Regions from separate parts of the Homo sapiens genome. Here region 1 is linked to region 2. The links are chromatin loops, found by intact Hi-C in ENCODE. Cell type or tissue: heart right ventricle. All regions are shown on one strand. Each heading gives the region's core, and the rest is flanking DNA. Links, peaks and the distances in the headings are about the cores only.

What was found. Peaks named below come from ENCODE experiments on the same cell type or tissue, not always from the same donor. Only the 100,000 strongest peaks of a DNase experiment are listed, where the experiment ranks them.
Region 1: a loop joins it to region 2, with 5 times the contacts of the local background. A loop is called at or near these places in 50 of 110 quality-filtered maps.

What each region holds. Positions count from the first base shown.
Region 1 is chr3:40,567,327-40,575,667 of GRCh38, forward strand. LOC124909368 (a long non-coding RNA gene) reads left to right here and starts at 7,002. Exons shown (of 2, transcript XR_007095878.1): 1 at 7,002-7,155. In heart right ventricle, for the core only: no CTCF peak of the experiment used is centred there; no DNase peak of the experiment used is centred there.
Region 2 is chr3:41,709,327-41,717,667 of GRCh38, forward strand. It overlaps ULK4 (unc-51 like kinase 4), which reads right to left. Exons shown (of 37, transcript NM_017886.4): 24 at 6,121-6,242; 25 at 5,911-5,967. Among named protein-coding and RNA genes, the nearest start is that of ULK4, 250 kb to the right of the region's middle. RefSeq lists an enhancer at 1,691-2,300. In heart right ventricle, for the core only: a CTCF peak has its summit at 7,410 (motif pointing left); no DNase peak of the experiment used is centred there.

The DNA.
Region 1 (8,341 bases), core at 330-8,329, 1.1 Mb before region 2:
TACAAAAGAAAATCATCTTTTTCTGTTCATGGAAACATAGGGAAAAGCCTCTCAGTTTTGCATGATGCAGCCCAACTGGCTGCATGGGGAAGTGAATTAACATTTTCCATTCAGGCCAAAACAAAATATACGTGACAAAACACAGACACCAGTCACCCCACTCAGCACCCAAGTATCAACCTGGCAAGGCTCAAACTTGCCCCTGTTGGTTCCTGCTGTCTTTGATCCACTAAGTGGGGTGGGATGACCTCTGACCAGGAGTATCAATGGGTGGCCTCCAGGTAAGATGGAAGAGTGGACGGTCACCGTTGAGTTATGCCTGTTGAGCTTCCTTCAGGGCTCACTGAATGTGACTGATCAGACAAACTAGGAAAGCCTGCTGGACTTCTGTCAGCAATTTCCATGGGAAATCCTCTCCACACATACAAACATGCACAGCAAGGTAAAGACAAACAAAAAAGCCTTCCAAACCAATATTCCAGACCAGAAGAGGATTCTTCCAATCTAACCTCCTATTCTCTGTCTAAATGGGGAGAAATCTTCCCAAACTGAGGTTCATCCTACTATTTAGGGACAGCCAGCTAAGACCTTGGAAGGAGCCAAACTGAGTCCTCACAGGAGCCAAACTGAGGCCCTCCATAAGTGCTGAACCAAGACCCCTGAAGGCATTGAACTGAGACCCATCCTAAAAAACTGAGACTCCCATAGGAGCCGGACTAATTGGGAGAAGGAAAGAGATGCTAGCTGGGCTTAGAACACTCACCAGACCAGTTTAAAAACATCTTTCTAGGATGTAGAGTGGTGGCTCATGCCTGTAATCCTAACACTATGGGAGGCTGAGGCAGGCAGATCACTTGAGGCCAGGAGTTCGAGACCAGCCTGGCCAACATGGCAAAACCTCATCTCTACTAAAAATACAAAAATTAGCCAGGTGTGGTGGCACACACCTGTAACCCCAGCTACTTGGGAGGCTGAGGCATGAGAATTGCTTGAACTCGGAAGTTGGAGGTTGCAGTGAGCTGAGATCAAGCCTCTGCACTCCAGCCTGGTGACAGACCGAGACTCTGTCTCAAAAAAGGAAAAAAAAAAGAAAAAAAAGACAACTTTCCAGGAACTAGTTCTTTATTGCATTGCAATTAGGCTCAAGCACCATGGTCAACATCACCTTACTGATAGGGAGAGCAGCAGAGATGGCCTTCAGTGCAAGAGAAATAAGTGGCCACCAGGGCTCACATTCAGGTCCATCATACCAGCAGGAGGTTAACAAACCATGAGCAGGCACCCACCCACAAAGGTGGATCCTAGATGAGCCCTCAAATTTGTAATTGCTTGACAGGTTCTTCCTGCCCACTGCACAGACAAAATCATTTCACTGAAACCAGGGCACTGCAGTAAAGTAAGAGCTTAATTGACACAAGACAGGCCATGCCACATGGAGATGAAGTTATTAATGAAAATCAATCTCTCCAAAGGCTCAGGGGTTAGGGGTTTCCAAGGATAGTTTGGTGGGCAGGGGACTAGGGAATGGGGAATGCTGATTGGTTTGGGATGAAATCACAGGGTGTGGAAAATGGTCCTTGTGTGCTGAGTTTGTCTCTGAGTGGGGCCACAGGACCAGCTGAGTAATGAGTCACAAGCCTGGGTGGGGTCAGTCTGCAAACATCTCCAAAACCAATTATGGGTTCTACACCAGGGATGTTACCTACAGAAGCAATTGGGAAAATCACAAATCTTGTGAATTCTGGAACAGCAGTTGGTTATGGTTTAAGCCTATATGTTAGCAGAATTCAGGCCTTTCTCATAATTCTAACCTTGTGGACTTTCATTAGTTTTACAGAGGCAGTTTAGTTTTGGGAAGGGCTGTTATTATCCTTGCTTTAAGGTTAAACTATAAACTCAATTTCTCCCAAAGTCGGCTTGGTCTACACCCAGGAATGACCAAGGACAGCTTGGAGGTTAGAAGCAAGATGAAGTCTACTGTCGGATTTCTCTTACTGTCTTAATTTTGCAAGAGCAGTTTCATATTTAAGGGTTTCAACATGTGCTTTTTAAATAAGTAAATTACTAAAACATCTTTGTATAAATAGTTATTGCCTTTATCATAATTCAAGCTGCAACTTAATGTCACCAGAAGATTAAACAGTAAATATACAGAGGCTCATGAACTACAAATTGTAAAACAGCTCTCACTGTAAATTAAAATACAGATAAATAATTTCTACAGATATTCGTTTATAAATTGAAGAAACTGCTCCCATAATTATAGAGTTACTTTAAGGACATACGGCAAAAAAAAAAAAATCTTAAAAATTAAACTTGTATATTGTATAGACTTGTATACTGGTAGGTAAATGTTTGTTATTAGCATAAGGGAGGGACATAATGTGAGAATCAGCTAGTTTGGTCTTTCCTTATTAGTGGGGAAAGGGGCAAAATTAGGCATTGTTTACAACTTTATTTGACATGACCCAGATTTTGAGAAAATTGTCTTTTTATCTTTCATTCCTATATTGACAATTGTCATGTGAGAGAACACAGGTCAATCATGGAAACAGACATTTTGAGTCATTTCAACTCATCTAGCTGGACACGCATAGACCCAAAACATAGTTCAATTTATTTCTATTCCAAAATAGAGTTCAATTTATTCCTCAGGAACCAACTGAGAGGTCTTCTGACTTTGCTGGTATGCTAGTGTAAACCAATAAGTATCTGAGACAGGTCTCAATCAATTTAGAGGTTTATTTTGCCAAGGTTAAGGACTGCGGCCCATGACACAGCCTCAGGAGGTCCTGAGAATGTGTGGCCAGGGTGGTTGGGTTACAGCTTTGTTTTACACATTTTAGGGAGACAGAAGTTACAGGTAAAGACATAAGTCAATATATGTAAGTTATGCATTAGTTTGGGCCAGAAAGGCAGGACATCTCCAAGCAAGGGTAGAGGGTGTAGGGGGTTTCCAGGTCATAGGTGGATTTAAAGACTTCTCGATTGGCCATATGGTTGAAAGAGTTAAGCCCTGCCTGAAGAGTTGAATTCAGCATAAAGAAATGCTTGAGTTTAGATAAGGAGGTTGTGGAAGCCAGGGTTCTTGCCACGGAGATGAAGCCTCCAGGTAGCAGGCTTCAGAGAGAATAGATGGTGAATGTCTCTTATCAGACCTTAAAAGGTGTCAAACTCTCTGGAAAATACCTAGTAAGGGAAAGAGATTCTCCACTGAAAACAAATTTCTCTCATAAGAGACAGCTTTGCAGGGCCATTTCAGAATATGTCAAAGAAATATATTTTGGTGTAAAATACTGTGATTTCCTTCAAGCCTGTTATCTGTCATCTGATACTACACCAGAGTCAGGTTGGAATTTGGTATCTTACCGCTACAAGGAATCTATTTTGCCAGTTTTAAGATCTCCGTTTTAATGTTAGTGCTGGTCAGTTGTGTCTAAACTCCAGAGGAAGGCAGGTACAATAAGACAAGTCTGACCTCCCACCACCCTTCTCATCATGGCCTGAACCAGTTTTTCAGGTTTCTTTGGGGTCCCAGTGGTCAAGAGGGGGGTCCATACAGTCAGTTGAGAGGCTTATTTCTGGTTTACACTAGTAATCCAGAGAGGGGATTAAACCCTGTTTAACTCTCCACCCTCATTTTCACCTTGTTTGAAAAAAGATTCACACAGATCCACCAATCATTATTATTATTATTATTATTATTATCATTTTTGAGACAGAGTCTTGCTTTGTCACCTAGGCTAGAGTGCAGTGGTGCAATCCTGGCTCACTGCAACCTCTGCCTCTGGGTTCAAGTGATTCTTGTGCCTCAGCCTCCTGAGTAGCTGGGACTGCAGGTGTGCGCTACCACGCCTGGCTAATTTTTTGTATTTTTAGTAGATACAGGGCTTCACCATGTTGTCTAGGCTGGCTTTGAACTTCTGTCCTCATGTGATCTGCTGGCCTTGGCATCCCAAGGCATAAGCCACCACGCTCAGCCACCAATCATTATTATTGTTAATTTTTTCTTTTAATACACTGTTGCTGGCTTGAATTTTTTTTAACAATTTTTTTTTTTTTTTTTTGGTAGAGATGGTTCTTGCTATGTTGCCCAGGCTGCTCTTGAACTCCTGAGCTCAGGCAATCCTCCCCTGTCAGCCTCCCAAAGTGCTGGAATTATAGGCATTAGCCACCACACCTAGTTCAACAATTATTAACAATTTCCGTAGTTTGGTGTCTCTCTCTCTTTCTCCACACACACACACACACACACACACACACACACACACACACGCACACGCACACACAGCTTTTTTTTCTCTTTTTTTCTGAATGGTTTGAGAGTAAGTTGCAGACATCATGTCCCTTCACCCCTTCACCCCTAAATATTTCCATGACTATATCCAAAGAGCAATAACATTTGCTTATTTATGTAACCTCAACATAGTTATCAAATTTAGGAAATTTAACATTGATCCAATACTATTTTCTAATTGACTGTCTATATTCCAGTTTTGCCAGTTGTCCCATGAATATCCTGTATATAGCTATTTTTATTTCTAAGCCAGGACACACATTGCATTTAGCTTTCATATCTCTTTAGTCTCTAATTTGGAGCACTTTCTCAGCCTTTCTTTGTTCTTCATGACTCTGTATTCTTTAACCTAGGTTTGTCTGATGTTTTCTTATCTTTGAATTCAAGTTATATGTTTTGGACAGAATATCCTAGAAATAATATTGTGTCCTTCTCAGTGTATTACACCATGAAACATACATTGTGAGACTGTCCCATTAGCCATGACAAGAATGGATAAGGTGGTGTCCATCAGGTTTCTGCACTGCTAAATTACTATTTTTTTCTTTTGTAATTAATGAGTACTTTTGTGGGCAATAGTTAGGGTGTATGTGAATAACCTGTTCCTCACAAACTTTCACCTATTCTTGGCTGAATTATCACCCTAATTTTAAAATATAGATAATAGATAGATATATAGATATATCTATATAGGTATATATATCTGTATAATGAGCGGAGCATGAGACAGAAACTGAATCAACTTTTACAATTCTACTAAATTATCCTTGGCGTGTAAAATAGTTGCAGAATGCCAGCAAACTTCCAACTAGTTCTTCAGTAGATTGACAAACCAACCAGTCAGGTGAAAGCTGCAGATATTTTTAAACAGAGCTATCAGCAACCCCAAGAAAAGAAAGAATAAATTCAGGCTGAGACTGAACCTGGTAAGTCCTCAGGTTACATTCTCCTGCTACTCAGAGCCAGATAAACCTTGACTGTGTGACCCTCAGGCAATCCACCATTAATCTCAGGACAGGGAAAAGCCTTTATTTCTGTACGGAGTTACTGAATGCTTATTTTCAAAATGTGCTTGGTTTCCAAGGCAGAAGTTCTTTCCTGAGGAGGGGCTTTCCTTGTTTGCAACCAATCTTGACTAGTAAAGGAAATGCACAGGCCACACCCACCTTGTGCTCCTCCAGTGCCTGGCGATTAAGGGCAGAGAGGTCCCTGGCTTTGTGGGGATGGCTGGGATTGGGCTTTCTCTGGCTGCTTACATGTGGTACATTTACTTCTTTCTAAAGAAATCATTTGTTTTATATTCATTGGTTCTGCATGTCCCCTGACATACATCATATGAAAAAGTGTTAATTCAGAAAGAAGACCTCAAATCGGATGGTCGATCAGTGACAAAGTTCTCCTGGGCTTTTCTAAGCACCTGTGGCTCCAGGATGGAATTATTCTCACAGCCAAGTAACAGTACAGTTATTTTCATTCATCTGTTTACTTGGAAAGAGAATTAATGTTTATGGGCTTATACAGAGATTTATGTATAAGGAGAGTTTCCACAGCATTATCATAAAGAAAACTGATGGTCAAAATAAGTGTTCTTCAAGCAAAACAAAAAAGCAAAAAACAATCTACTAGAATGGCAAGAGACCAAACTTAGTTTTTATTCAAATATAATTAACATACAATGAAATGCACATATCTTGAGCATTTGATGAATTTTGACAATTGTATATACCATGCACCACCACCAAAACAAGATATATAGAAAATTTTCATCACTTCAGAACGTTCTCTCCTGTTTCCTTCCAATCACTACCCATTACCTACAGGCAGCCACTGTTCTCATTTCTCTCACTACCTTCCCCTGCGAGGTAACTGCTATTCTAACTTGTATCTCGAAAGGTTGTTTTTGCCTGTTTTAGACCTTCATATAAAGGGAACCATACAGTATGTACTCTTTTTGGAGTTTAGTTTCTTTTTTTTTTTTGAGACGGAGTTTTGGTCTTGTAGCCTAGGCTGGAGTGCAATGGTGCGATCTCAGCTTACTGCAACCTCCACCTCCCGGGTTCAAGTGATTTTCCCGCCTCAGCCTCCCAAGTAGCTGGGATTACAGGCATCTGCCACCACGCCCAGCTAATTTTGTATTTTTAGTAGAGACGGGGTTTCTCCATGTTGGTCAGGCTGGTCTCGAACTCCTGACCTCAGGTGATCAACCCGCCTTGGCCCCCCAAAGTGCTGGGATTACAGGTGTGAGCCACCACACCCTGCCTGGAGTCTAGTTTCTTTATTCAACATGTGAGATTCTTCCACGTAGTTGTAATATTTTATTGGTATGTAATATTCCTCAATATGATTTTGAAGCAAATTTCAGACATCATATCATTCTGTTTATAAATATTTCAGTAGGTAACTCTAAAAGATGACGGGTCTACAAAGACCCTAAATTGTTATACCTGAAAGAAATCAGCACAAATGCTGTGGCACATTCTGGTTTTCAGTCTAATGCGGGTGTTGAAAGTTGTGTCCCAGGCTGAGTCAGGAATAGGCAGAGGGGTGGGAGCCTGCTTGTGGCAGAGGAGTGAGGAGTGGGAGGAGAGAATTTATGAACACTTAGTGGGGTTCTGGGGAAGGGCAAGGCACAGAGAATGAGGGAGGAGGGAGGATGCTGTCACAGCACTTGGGGCTTGATAAATGTATGTGGAATAAATGACAACATCAAGGACCTTGGATGGAAAAATACCCTGTTTTCCACTGCTTTTGTCTTTTAGTTCTGGGTTTTCAGCCCCCTGAACTACGCATGTTAAGAAACATTTATAAGGAGTTATGTGTATTTATTATGCTTAAAGATTCAACTAGCCTGCCTTAAGGTACGTAATATCTCTCAACCCCAAATACCCTTTCTTCTCTTTGTTTAAAATGCATCTTTATTCATATACCCAATTTTTCTTTTTATTGGTATTAGATTTTGACTACAAGAGATTGGTCTCATTCCCAGGTTACCATGAATATGCCTGCATATCATCTTTTTTGTTCATTAAAAACATTTTTTCCCCATTTTAGTTTTCTATTCCAAAAAAAAGTGTGTATTGACCCAACCCGCATGCAAATCAGTAACAGCACATTTCATGTTCTTGGTATATTTCCCTGTGCTTGCCTCTATTTCTGCAGCCCTCCTGCTGTTTTCCTGCCTGTGTGTTCTTTTATTCTGTTGATAGCTTTCATTTTGGTCTTCCCTTTGCATCTGGCCCTTCAAGCTGGGCTGCGGTTCCGCGCTGCGGTTGGGCCATTCAGTGATTGGACTCTGTCCAGCCCCTGCCAAATGCTGTCTCTTTCTGTAGCAGGAAAATGAGCTTAGGATATCTTTCTTATGGTGTCTTGAATGATGTATTTTGCTTTGGGTGCAAAAGCCCATACCAACTTGAAATGCTGTCTATGCTCTGTATTTAATAATAAATAGAGTAGCAACAGTAATAATAATAGTAGAAACAGCCTTACACTTTTGGAGCCATTGTTGAGCACAGCCCTCCCCCTTGGCTATTATTTTTCGATAATAGTCAAAAAGGTCTATAGATTATATTGCAAAATATCTTCATGAATGTTTTGTTGTGCCAACATTTTTCCCTGTGCTGTTATGGATTGTATCATAGTCCTCTCAATAGAAGTGAAAATTTAAAAATGAGAATTATTCTAGCTGATGACCAGAATAAATATTCATAAGAAAAAAAACTCTTCTATAATGGCAGGAGAGTAAGCCTTATTTTTATTGAAATATGATTAGCAGACAATGAAATGCACATCTTAAGAATTTGATGAGTCTTGACAATTGTATACAGTCATATACCATCACCAAAACAAGATCATAGATCATTTCCATCACCTCAGAATGCTCCCTCCTGTTCCCTTCCAGTCAATACTCACCCCTCAGAGGCAGCCACTGTTCTGATATTTATCACTATAGAGAGGTTTTGCCTGTTCTTGAATATTGTATAAATGCAGTATGAGTGCTCTTGTATCTGACTCTTTTTTCTACTTATTATTATGTCTGTGAGATTT
Region 2 (8,341 bases), core at 168-8,167:
CATCTTCAATTCTTTTTTGGTCTACAAATAAACAAAATGGACTTTAAAATGGAGTTTGTTTGGTTTTGTTTTGTTTTTTGAGACAGAGTCTCGCTCTGTCACCAGGCTGGAGTGCACTGGCATGATCTCGGTTCACTGCAACCTCCGCCTCCCGGGTTCAAGAGATTTGCTTGCCTCAGCCTTCCAAGTAGCTGGGACTACAGGCGCGCGCCACCACGCCCAGTTAATTTTTGTACTTTTAGTAGAGATGGGGTTTCACCATGTTGGCCAGGATGGTCTCAATCTCCTGACCTCATAATCTGCCTGCCTCGGACTCCCAAAGTGCTGGAATTACAGGCGTGAGCCACCATGCCTGGCCGAGTTAATTTTTAAAAGCAGCAATGTATGCTTTTCATGATAATTTTATTAAAATTATTTCACATAATTCCAAAATGGACACATAACTTTTATCGAATAAAATATAAATTTGATGTTGAATAAGAAACTCAGAGAGAGAGATCTTTTGACTTAAACACATGTACGTAAATGTCTACGGATTACTAAGTAAAGAAGACACAGAGTAGTGTACGTAACAACAATCCCTTCTGTGTAATTCTCTTAAAAATATACACATAATACACAAATGCTGGTGATGTGAACAATAATTTTTGTGGAAGAGATCACAGGAAAGGACAAGCACTGCTTCCTTTGGGAACCTGAGGAGGTATGCTTCACTGCCTTTTCTGCCTTTCTCTTCCCTTGCGACTTTTTAACCACTCACATGTACTGTCTTTTTCACATATATATATATAAATAAAGCTTGTCTAAATGCTGAAATTATTATTAATTATTTATTATGAAGAATTATGGGCTTATTTTATTTCCTACCTTATACTTCCCCTATTTAATTTTTTAAAAATTCCCACAAATTTTTCATTCATTTACCAATTTCAATATTTTTTGATATATTTCTTCCTTCTCATTCTCAGTGTAATAGGGAGTAATGAGGTGAGAGTGAGGACGGGGTAGTAGGCATTGGAGATTCAAGGAGAAAGGAACATATAGTCATTGGCTGATGTGAATTTTAAGAGAGACCTGTCATTTGCACTGTTTCCCCCTCCCCTGCCCCCAGCCATATTTAGCCACTCAAAGCAGGGCTAGGGTAGGTGGAGACTTAAATTTAACTAGCATTAAGATTTGTCAGAGAACCGGACGTGGTGGCTCATGCCTATAATCCCAGCACTTTGGGAGGCTGAGGCAGGCGGATCACTTGAGGTCAGGAGTTTGAGACCAGCATGGCCAACATGGTGAAACCCCATCTCTACAAAAACTACAAAAATTAGCCATGAGTGGTGGCACACGCCTGTAATCCCAGCTACTTGGGAGGCTGAGGAATGAGAATTGCTGGAACCCACGAAACAGAGGTTGCAGTGAGCCGAGATCGCTCCGCTGCACAAGCCTGGGAGACACAGGGAGACTCTTGTCTCAAAAAAAAAAAAAAAAAGATTGTGACTAATGCTGGACCAGGCATTCTAGGTGGAGTAAAGAGAAAGTGAAAAAGCAGAGCCCTGGCAGGGCAGGATGGTGAGCAGAAAGCAGGTAGGAACAATTAAGTCTCACAGGAGCTGAAGGGTTGTGGGAGTTGGGGAGGAGAGGAAATGAGCTGAAAATCAGGGGTGGTGGGCCGACAAGCGGATGCTGACAGTAAGGTCAAGTGTTTGACCATGGGAGCAGGCAGCTGATGGGAAGACAGACAAGCTCTTGGGGAGAGAAGCAGCCAGGGAGCTGCAAGGCTGAGGCACTGGAAGGATCCTTCAGAGGGATATCAAATTCCCCACCAATGATGCAAGAGAGGCAAGGAGAGGCTCTTGGTGAGCCAAGTGCTAAAGGAATGCTGAGGAACAAAGGCCAATGACCCAGAAATCTGCAGATGACCACAACACAGGGGGTGACACAATATCTTCTCATGGTGCAAACTTCAAAGATGGGAGTTTCAGCAGGGGAGCAAAAAAGACCACCCACCCTGAGCTAGGTCTGCTGGCTAGGGGGTGTGAAGCAGTGTGTGCCAGCGCTCTCAATATCATTCAGTGATCCCCAACAGGGGCTGAAAAAAAGCTCCTACAGCAAACTGGGATACAAATTCATGATATGTTAAAGGAAAAAAGACAAGAATATCTAGGTGGCAACAAATAAGTAAATATATACTATCATGTTTTCAAAAATACAAGAGTGCACTAGCTCTGGCTTTTCTGCAGCTGAAGCCAATATCTATCAATAAACCAGCATTCCTGTACATAAAAATCTACAGAGGGCAGGAAGTATAACCTTTCATAGTTATTTTTTGTAGAAAACTATAACCACCACAAGCCATCATACTTTCATAAACTAATGAGGCCAGAACTTAAACACAACAAAGTCTGCTTCCTCTGATCATTAATCAAATGCATTTTCAAAAGGACATAGGAAATATAGTGAATGTTAGGTTAATACACATCATGAGCTCTTGAAAATATTTCCTTAATTTACTACTTCCTGTTTCCCAGCCCAATTCAATGGAGGACCAAAAGAAGCATGGTATTCACCACAGAACTTCCCCAGAGACTAGACTGCTGAAACCTGGAGAGGGAGCTGAGTAAGACAACAGGCTGCTTCTGCCAATAAGAAGTGAAAATAGCAATTATCAGCTGGGTAGTCCTCTTTTTCCAGGAGTGTTTCAAAGCTTGATAATGGTTTAAAATTACTCTGCTGAATTGTTTCCAAATGCTAGTCTCTTTAAAATATAAGGTGACCAAAACTTCATTTTCCTTGGGGGAAAAAAATTTACAAAAAATTAATTCTTGTATTTATGCCTCCATATATAAGAAGTATCCTGAATTTTTGTACCAAAAAAACAAAAAATGTCTGTAGGTCAAATAGGCAAACCATGCCCTAGTGCCATTATAAAAATGAAGTCAATGGGAAGCACAGTTCCAATCCCCGCTTCTCCAGTCTGCTCCTTAAGAACCCTTCTAATGCACAGAGATCACACTAACCCTGGCTGCTATCTCCACACCCACCCCAAGGCAGGCCAGCAGCTCATGAAGAGCTGCCTCAGGGGAAGCCAAGAAGTTCTTGGCTTGCTGCTACTGGATACAGCTTCTAAAAGTGGACTAAGCTTGAATATCCCAATTAAATCATATCTTTAAAATATGAAAGGACAATATGCCTGCCATAAGACAATAGCTACTGCATGAGATACATTTTGAGAAATACTGAAAATAATATTTATCTCCAGATGTACCAGTAAGTCTTTCAAAACACAATGCTGGGAGAGGTGGCTCATGCCTATAATCCCAGCACTTTGGGAGGCCAAGGTGGGTGGATTACTTGAGTCCAGGAGTTCAAGACCAGCTCAGGAAAGATGGTGAAACCTCATCTCTTCGAAAAATTTTTAAAAATTAGCCAGGCATGGTGGCACACACCTATAGTTCCAGCTACATCTGAGGCTGAGGAGGTAGGATTGCTTGCGCCTGGGAGGCGGAGGTTGCAGTGAGCCTGATTGTGCCACTGCACTCCAGCCTGGGTGACAGAGCAAGACCCTGTCTCGAAAAAAGAAAAAAAGCAAAAAAACAAGCAAAAAAAAAAATCCACAATGCTAAGTATGTAAATATGAATGGACTACTTCCCTATGTCACCAGAACCAAATAAGCACTATGCTCCGGACAATTTCACATAATTGTTCTGTGGATTGGGCTACAGAACGTTCATAACTATGCATCCCCACCACTACCACCAAAAAAAAGAAAAAAAAAAGCCCTCTCAAATAGTTTAGGAAGCCTTTGCCTAAAAAAAAATTAAAAATTATTTTAAAGCAGAAAACTCAAAGGGCTTTAATATGCTAATTTGCAATGTACATTTCTAAGGGTCTGTAGAATGTTGGATGAGTAGACTAGACCTCATAGCAGCAGTAAGGCACTGTAACTTGAGTAACATTTTTGCTATCTTCTGGAAAAATTATGAATTCATAGAAGCAACATTCAACTCTCAACAATTCACAATAATGTGCACAAGAACTGTATGGATAACTAAATCCAGGTCCTGAATTTTAGTCAATAATTCTCTCCCTTTGCTAGTATTTCATCAGTGCCATTAACACTGAGTATACAAAAGGTGAACACACAGTTAAGGCCAACAAACAAACACAATAAGAAAAATAATTCAAGAATTCTGGGACTGGGCATGATTCAAACTACGAAAATAGACTGAAGAGAGGCAAAAGACTTTCATTTTATTTCCCTAAACTTCCTCTAATTGGGTGATACCATCAAGAAAAAAACTGCTAAAATTTTTTCAGTATCTTAATGATCTCTACACCAGCCAAGTTATTTTCCATTTCCTAAAGGTGCCTATATTGAAAAGACCCAACAGAATACCCATAGAAAAGTCTTTATGGACACACTCAGTGTGGCCTCCTCCCTTGTCTCTGAACACAGAATTACAAGGAGCAGACGAGTTCTCCCCAATATACATAGAATTTCTGAAAGTCCAAAAAGACTTTTCTGTTGGAAAATCTTGGTAATTCTTTAAAAACCTAAAGCATACTCAGTTAATGTAGGCAGAAGAAAATACTACACATGAAAAAAAAAGACAGGGAGAAAGAACACAAGACAATTATACCTATCCCAAACAAACACTGTGCCAAAATAATCCAAGGTGGGTTACCATAAAAAAATTACTAATTTCAGGCATCAATATGCCAACGCAATGGAATTGTAAATAGAAAAATCATAGTCATGTTAAAATGATGCCTATGCTGTACTTAAAAACAGGTAAAAAGATGGTGGTAAATAAAAATTCTCATAATTTGCAAATTCATAAATGTGGTACCAAAATTATAGACTTTCTGGAATTCAAGATTCAAAGTACTCAAATGATAAAAATCTGAAATTGAGCACAAAGGGACCTTTACTGCATTGCTTCCTAAAAATCAGCAACAGTCACTCAACATTTATACTTATAAACATCATACTTCACCCTATGATGAACTTTCTAGAAAACCATATCCTCACTTGTTGTGGCAATCTTTTTTTAAAAAAATTCCAAACTAACAATAAAATTGAGATGCTGACCTCATTTTAACTAGTTACCTCTATGGCATTTTGAAAATCTCTGTTCAGTTTATTATTAATATCAAAGTAAGACTGGAGAAGCTCTGTGACAAATGTTTTAGCTTTCCCTCTGTATTTCCCTCCTCATTTTATCAACCATATATACTGTAACTACTACTAGCAAGGGAAAAAGATAACATAATTCATGAGCTAAACAAAAAGAATTTTTGTGAGCAAAAACAGAAGTGAAAGATAATGCAATAACTTTTCATTTCTACTTGTATCCTCAAAATTAAAGAAAAAGCTAAACTGAGCTTAACATAGAGAAATGCCATCATAAGAAGAGACACTGTGGGGGCTGGGTCAGGAGAATCGCTTGAACCCAGGAGGCGGAGGTTGCAGTGAGCCAAGATCGCACCACTGCACTCCAGCCTGGGCAACAGAGCGAGACTCTGTCTTTAAAAAAAAAAAAGAAACTGCACATGATTGGACAATATAAGCCGAAGTAAATAATAATGATACTATATTCCCAGCATTCCATTTTCACCAGTTTTATTATATTTTTTCATGATGTTTAATACCAAAATCTATGAAAGTGTTTCTGTGGACATATTTACCCTATTTGGGCTGTCTCTGAACAAAATACATTATCAGGAGAGAATGTGTTTTCTCCAAATGTCAAATTTTATTACAGTCAACAGATAAAAATATTAAAAGGTCACTTCCCTAGAGACAAATAAATACCAACAGGATTTTTAAATTACCTCATTCTGACATCAAATTCTACAAACAGTAGAGGAAGTCACAATTTTATTAGAAACAAGGAAAATTTCGTGTTACTCACAAGAATAGTTCCATAGCTGAAAAGAAACTCTTCTGTCACAACTTGAGGTCGAAATACCTGTGTGATGAGAGTTTCTACAGATTAAATTCTGGAAGCTATGTACAACGTTAGCTCAATAAAAAAAAAATGTTTTGAGTTGAGGATTCTCAGCTCCAGTTTACAAAGAGAAGAGGCAAATTTATATCCTTTTCCTCCTCAATACAATAGTACCTGTGAAGTTACGAGGTGAAGCACTACAGGCATCAGGGGGAGACACAACTTCAGCTGTTTCACTTGAACTGTTGATGGGTGTTTACGTCCAGAAACATTAGCCAAGGAGTTAAGAATGTCACCTGTGAAGCACAGCCCAGAGCATATGTGGAGGTTAAAAACCACAAATACTTAGGAGCCACTGGTCATTGCTTGAATACCCATGGGACTTCTAAGGTAATTAATCTCCAAATAAAATAAGCAGATATACTTATTCACAAGTACTGAAATTACAACAGACACTTATGGCCTCCGGGGACAGAATGTGATATTCTGCAAAGACACTATAAATAAACTTAACGTCTCATTTGGAAATGAAAAATAAAATTTAATAAATTATTATAATAGAGTAATAGCTTTAGAATTTTTTTTTTGTATTTTCCAAATTTCAATCATGAGCACTTGTTGCTTTTGCAAACAAGAAAAAATATTTAAAATAATAAATGGGCCAGGCGCAGTGGCTCATGCCTGTAATCCTAGCACTTTGGGAGGCCGAGGTGGGCAGATCACGAGGTCAGGAGATCGAGACCATCCTGGCCAAAATAGTGAAACCCCATCTCTAATAAAAACACAAAAATTAGCCTGGGCATGATGGTGTGCGCCTGTAGTCCCAGCTACTTGGGAGGCTGAGGCAGGAGAATCACTTGAATCTGGGAGGTGAAGGTTGCAGTGAGCTGAGATAGTGCCACTGCACTCCAGCCTGGGCGACAGAGCAAGACTCTGTCTCACAAAATAATAATAATAATAATAATAATAATAATAATAATAATAAGTGAACGAATTACAGAACACGACTTACAACTATCAAAAAAAAGAGAATAGGTTGGAGGTAAAAAGAGGTCAATTCCCAAAACTTCTCATTGGATGATAAATCTAACAATAAATAAAACTTGCTTTGTGGACATCAGAATCTTATCGCCATACCCTAAAACAGGATAAGTCCGGTAATAAAGAATTTAGCTACCAACTGACCAAATTATAGCCTTCAGGTTTGAGGTAAAAAAGCTTACAATCCGAAATAAATTTTGAGAGGCTCTATTTTCAGTCATCAACAGGCAAAAATAATCTCCTAAAGCATCAGTAAGGGGCAAAAAAGTTGCTGTCAGTTAGCCTTGAAGACATTTTCATTACTTTGATTTAATGTTCTGAATTCCTGAAACTAAGTACCCTCTACTATAATAGCTTGGATCAAATTTAACATTCTAAACATTTCTGGTTTATAGCTACATCTGCTGGAAAAGCATGGAATGGGATTTAAGCTACACATACATGCTCCCAAGGTTATTTTAATTTCTGCAAATAACAATGAAATAAGGTATTTCTTTAGCTGTAATAAACATCCTTTGCAAATCATTATTAGATGTTTTATCTTAAGATAAATTTTTCAAACCAAAGAAAGTTTCAAACTTTGAACTTTAAATGAATATCAAAATTCCTTAATATCACATTTTAATATTCAAAATTAAAATCCATGCATTTTTATTCTCATTTATTGTGGGAGTTAAAAAATGATTATATGGCAGTAGAAAATGGAAAGACAGATAACAAAGGCTGAGAAGGGTGAATGGATGTGGAGGGATGAGGAAAAAAAGTGGGTCAAAGGGTATGAACATACAGTAAAATAGAAGAAATAAATTCAGTGTTTGATAGCAGAGCAGGGTGATTATAGTTAACAAAAATGTATTATAGGTGGGTGACGGACACCCTAAATACCCTGGCTTGATCACTATGCATTTTATACATATAACAAAATTTCTCATATACCCAATACATTTGTATAAATAAAAGAAAATCTTGTTTCAGCAAGGGAAAAAAAATAAATAAAATCTATTCAAAGTTTTTTTAACAATAAATAAATTTGTGCTCTAATTTCAAGAGAAAATTCTTTTCTTCTGATTTAGGCAAAAAAAAACTTACGAAAAGTTACCCCCAAATACTAGCATAAGTCCAATTTTAAGCAATTAAACCGCTTTTCTTTTGTATATTTTCTAAAATGGCCAGTTTACCTCGGATCACACCTTAATGTGGCATTGTCTCATCATGCCTCATCATGTCATTGATGCAAAATAATTACAAAAACAGATAAAGCAAATTTAAATCTTGAAACTACATATTCGTTAAAAAGTGTCTGCATTTGCCTTCAAGAACAGACAAGTAAGAATAAAAAAGAACTGATGCCTAA